Regions from separate parts of the Homo sapiens genome. Here region 2 is linked to region 1. Evidence: chromatin loops called from intact Hi-C (ENCODE). Cell type or tissue: endothelial cell of umbilical vein. All regions are shown on one strand.

Region 1 (2,500 bases):
AGCTGTCAACATCTATTTTCACCTCTCTGCTGAACGGGACTGAAGAGGCTGGAGGGAGGAACAGCCTTCCCGCTGACATGCCCCTCTGAACTCCTCTGCTCAGTCTGTGAGCTCCTCTTCCTCCTGCCTACCTCATTCCCGGGAACTCCTTGGCCTGTTTCTGGCCTTACAGACTTGTTCCTCCAGGAAGCACCCCCTCCTACTGGGAGGGGGACCTCCAAGCAAGTTAAGGTGAACATGTGCTCCCTGAGAGAGGCAACTCCACCCGATGGCAGCAGCGTGTGTGGTAAGATTGACGCCCATAAAGTAGAAGGGAAGGTTTTGGGGGAGAGAAGGGCTCACTGTCCCAGAGATCAGTCAGACCATTTCCTGAGCACCTCCTCTGGGCTCTCTAAGCAGTCTCCACTACAACCCTGTGAAATGAGGGAGAAACGCAATGGCGCAGCTGGCCTCCCAAGATTCAAGTTCCCTCACTCCTGTGTCCCTGCATGTCCCTCACTTCAAGGGATACTAACCGTCCAGGCTCAGGACCCAGAATAGAAAAGGGTGAAGATGTAGGGAGGGAGTCAGGTTAGACACAAGGCTAGCATCACACCTCTACCCCCGTGGTAGCAGGCAGGGGGCACACACACCCTGGGGGAGGGGGCATGCCCCGCAGCCCTGCCTAACTGCGAGTCTGAACACGTTGCTTTAAAAAGAGTATGTGTAATGCAGCCACAGTCCAGCTGCAGGGCTTCTCTGAGCTCAGTTTTCTCACCTGGGAAACATGGTAGCTACATGGCAATGTAGTTGGGAGGAACAAATAATGCTGCAGAAAGGGTGCAGGGCAGGGCCTGGCACCTCCTAAGGGCTCAGTCACGGTGGCTACAGGAGTGTCGGTCTCCCCAGCCATGTGTCCCTGGAAACGGGAATGGCCTCAGTAGACTAGGCAGCTGGTGACCCCTGGTGGCTGCTGGGAGCCAGGGCATGAGGGCTGGGGCAGAGTAGAAGGCTGAGTATCGAAGAATGTTGGAGCCCAAGGCTCTTAGACCGTTAGACTGGCTGAGTCCTTGAATAAGAGAATTTTGTTGTTGTTGAGATGGAGTTTCACTCTCGTTGCCCAGGCTAGAGTGCAATGGCGCATTCTCAGCTCACTGCAACCTCCTCCTCCTGGGTTCCGTGATTCTCCTGCCTCAGCCTCCCAAGTAGCTGGGATTACAGGCATGTGCCACCATGCCCAACTAATTTTGTATTTTTAGTAGAGACAAGGTTTCACTATGTTGCTCAGGTTGGTCTTGAACTCTTGACCTCAGGTGATCTGCCCTCCTTGGCCTCCTAAAGTGCTGGGATTACAGGCGTGAGCCACCGCATCCAGCCTGAATAAGAGAATTTAACCACTTAATAAACATTTCCTGAGTCATTCTCTGTGCCAGGCCTGATCCCAGGAAATAATCTATTCCCATCCTGGCCTCTTCCAAGAGTTCCTTGACTTAAAATGGAGGAGGCAGATACAAAAGGGGAGCTCAGGGACAGAGGAGGCCTCTACCCAGCCTGGCAGGCGAAGGAAGGGGAATCCTGAAAGAAAAATTTGAACTGGGGGCTGGGAGGGAAGGAGAACATTCTGGGAAGAAAGAAAAGCATGTCTGAGATGCACTCATGATAGCAAGGAAATAGCCAGGCACGGTGGCATGCACCTATAGGCCCAGCTACTGGGGAGGCTAAGGCAGGAGGACCACTTGAGCACAGGAGTTTGAGACCAGCCTGGGCAACATAGTGAGACATCATCTCTAAATGAGTAAATGAATGAATGAATAGCAAGGAAATGAAGATGAAGCTGAGAGGCCAGCAGGGTCACATCCAAAGGGCTCCAGATTTCATGCTGGGGTTGCGGGTGGTCTCTGAAGGCAGCAGGGGAACTCCAAAGGATTGGACTTGTGAACACGACACCCTAGAAAGTCACCCTGTTGGGCCGAGCATGGTGCTGTGCACCTGTAATCCCAGCCCTTCGGGAAGACCAGGTGGGAGGATTGCTTAAACCCAGGGGTTTAAGGCTGCAGGAGTTTGAGGCTGCACTAAGGTTTTTTGTGTGTCTCAAAAGCAACAACAACAACAACAAAAGTCACTCTGGCCATAGTAAGGGAAAGGATTGGATGGGGAGACTGCAGGTCTAGAAGGTGGCCCACAGTGGCAGGAGGGTGGAGGAGTACTAGAACCAGCAGCACAAGGTCCCAGGGACATGGGGTGCAGGAGGAACGGGTCACTTGCAGGGGAGATGATGGCCAGGAGGCAGCTAGACCAAAAGTAGTGAGTGGTCTGGGAGTCAGCAGAGTGTAGGTGTTGCCATTTAACCAACACCGTCTCCACAGGCCTGTGCCCAGTCCTAGGTTGGTAAAGGAAGTTGGTTTGCCCCAACTCTGCCCTGTGGGCTCTGCCTTGTAAGCAAAGCCCCAGGCCCAGATCTGGCCCACAGCTGCCCTCCCCCAGGCACAGACACACAGAGGCCTTGCTCTGCCCCACCCTG
Region 2 (2,500 bases), 500 kb before region 1:
TCTTCTTACAATGTGGTATTGACTCTTCCCACAGAAAGACGAGGTCCAGGTCCCCTCCCTTTGAAGCTGGGTAAAGCTTTGTGACTGCCTTGACCACAGAGCACAGCAGAAATGATACTATGTGACATCCAAAGCTAGGTCATAAAAATGCCATGTGCTTCCATCTTGCTCTCTTGGCTTGCTCATTCTTGAAACCCAGCCTCCACGTTGTGGGGAAGCCCAGGCCACATGCAGGGGCCATGTGTAGGTATGCCAGCTGACAGGCCAGATGAGGTCCAGCCAAATGCCAGCATTAATCACCAATTTGTGAGTGAGGATGCCTTCAAGGTAATTCCAGCCCAGCACTATCCGACCACACTGCATGACTCTCAGTGAGAAGTGCCTAGCTGAGGAAACTGAGGATCAGGGAGGTGGAGGAGCCATGGTCACACAGGCAGTGAGTGGAAGAGACGGAATGTGAACCCAGGGTCCTTCATATGCTGACAGGAGAAATGAAGGAAGGGGATGATTTCTGCACAGGCTAGATTTCATCTATTGCCCCAGAGGGGTCCAGCTGGGACTCCAACCTCACCACTCCTTCCAGAAACTGTCCCTGCTGGCTGAAAGGAGGATGGAGGTGGTAGCCCTCATTCCTTATGCTGGGACTCAGGCCCGACTTCTAACTGCTGAACCTTGCTGGTGCACTCTTAGCCCAGAAGGGACCCCCGTACCCACTGCGCTCCCAGCCCCCTCCTAGACCTCTGGGAATGAGGTGTGCTCACTGTATCCTTGGTGGGAGCTCATGTATACAGCTGGCTAATGTTTAGTGAGGCACTGTTTCTCATGTATTATCTCATTTAGTCCTCACACCAGTCCTCTGAGTTATGTATTCCTGTTATGGCCATTTTACAGATGAGGAAACAAAGGCTCCAGGAAGCAAAGCAACTTGCCTGAGGTTATGAAGTCAGGATGTGGCAAAGCTGGGATTTGACCCCAAGTAACTGGCATATCAGAGAAGCTGAGTGACCTCACCAGGGTCACAGAGCACATTAACAAGAAGTCAAGCCAAGCCCAGAGCACCTTGAATGAGAAGGTAGGAGGCTGTATTCTCTTCCATGGATGGCTGGGAGTTAGATGGAAATAGGACGGTCTCAATGTCTGCTCCCTGCTTTCCACAACCAGAAGATCCATAAGAGCAGAGACCAGGTCTCTTGACATACAGTAGGTGTACAATACTTATCTATTGACTGTCTTGCTTTGCAACTTTAGCCAAATTCCTCTCCACTCTGGGATTCAGTTTCCCCCTCTGTAAACAAATGGGGGAGAAGGGAAGGTGTAGATGGATTCTAAATTCCCCACCAGGCTTCCTGGCAGCAGAGGTGGTGGGGGTGAGGTCATGCTCAGAGGTGGAGGATGGACAGCTTGACCTTCCTTCCTGATTTCAGGCTTCAGGATTAAGCCTATGGCTCCAGTGAGGAAGCTGAAGCCCCAAGAACTGCACTTCCACCAGACGCCCACAGGTGGCAGCAGAGGCCCACATGGCAGGGGCTGTGGTGCATGTGGTTTGAATTTAACTGGTGGGTTTTTTTTTTAATGTGGGTTTTTTCCCTTTCTTTCTTCTCTGAGATCCGCCCCCCTCCCTCCCAATTTCAAGAAGATACAGCTGGACCTTCCAGGCTGGGAAGGAAAAGTTTCTCATTATGGATAATAGCGGGAAGCAGGAGGTGGGGCTTGAGAAGTAGATGGATAGACAGACCCCCAACAGATGTGAAAAACATCTTAGGAGCTCAGAAGCTTTGAATGCAATCATCCTCTCAGCCCAAGAGGCTGGGACTGTCACCCCCATTTTACAGGCAGAGAAACCAGAACCCAGATCTTCTGGGTCCCACATCTGAGTCTGAGCAGGGGAGGTTGCCCTGCCCTTGGCAGTCGAGAAGGACCCCACTGGTAATCCCATGAGGCCTTAGGGTAGGTAGGACTTGCTAAATCTGGCAACTCCTGCTTTAGGGCTCCCAGGAAATGCACCCACCTTCCCCTATGCACACTTCTGCCTACATACTGGCCTGGCCTGTGGTCCCAGCCCTGGCTTAAAACCTATGAATGAGATGACCTCCAGGGGCCCTCCTCTCCCAGCTCTAAAAGTTATTTCATTCAAAATGTCTAACACTGGCTCAGCACCAGACCAGTGCTCAGGGAATCAGGCCCTGTGGCCCAGGACCACCACCGTTCAGCCTCTGATTCCTGACCTGCACAGAGCACTGGAAAGCAGGGATCCCTTCCCTATCCTCCACCCAGTTCCCCAGCCTGCAGGGGGGCTGGGATCGTGGGAACGGAAGTTATCCAGGGTCTGTTTCCAGCCCCTCTTGTTCTCTCCCTCCCTCAGACCCAGGAGCAGGGGGAAGGGCTGCAGTCATGTGTTGTCGGTGGGATGGGGTGTCCTGCCTCTGGTGCAGAAGATGACTCACTGGGCTGTGGGCCAGGCACCCTGGGAAAGGCCAGGTCAGCCTCAGCCAGAGCCCCA

The links. Hi-C counts contacts between places; a loop is a spot of excess contacts. Peaks named below come from ENCODE experiments on the same cell type or tissue, not always from the same donor. Only the 100,000 strongest peaks of a DNase experiment are listed, where the experiment ranks them.
Region 2: it touches region 1 in a loop (7-fold over the local background); 7 of 110 quality-filtered maps call a loop at or near these places.

Annotation. Positions count from the first base shown.
Region 1 is chr11:72,830,081-72,832,580 of GRCh38, reverse strand. It overlaps a transcript of ATG16L2 not described here. Among named protein-coding and RNA genes, the nearest start is that of ATG16L2, 17 kb to the right of the region's middle. In endothelial cell of umbilical vein, a CTCF peak has its summit at 945 (motif pointing left); a DNase peak (open chromatin) is centred at 900.
Region 2 is chr11:73,334,637-73,337,136 of GRCh38, reverse strand. The region is part of intron 1 of ARHGEF17 (Rho guanine nucleotide exchange factor 17); the gene reads right to left. It overlaps LOC124902710 (a long non-coding RNA gene), which reads right to left. Exons shown (of 2, transcript XR_007062774.1): 2 at 1-2,500. Among named protein-coding and RNA genes, the nearest start is that of ARHGEF17-AS1, 27 kb to the right of the region's middle. In endothelial cell of umbilical vein, a CTCF peak has its summit at 1,492; DNase peaks (open chromatin) are centred at 1,536 and 2,406; H3K27ac peaks cover 926 bases.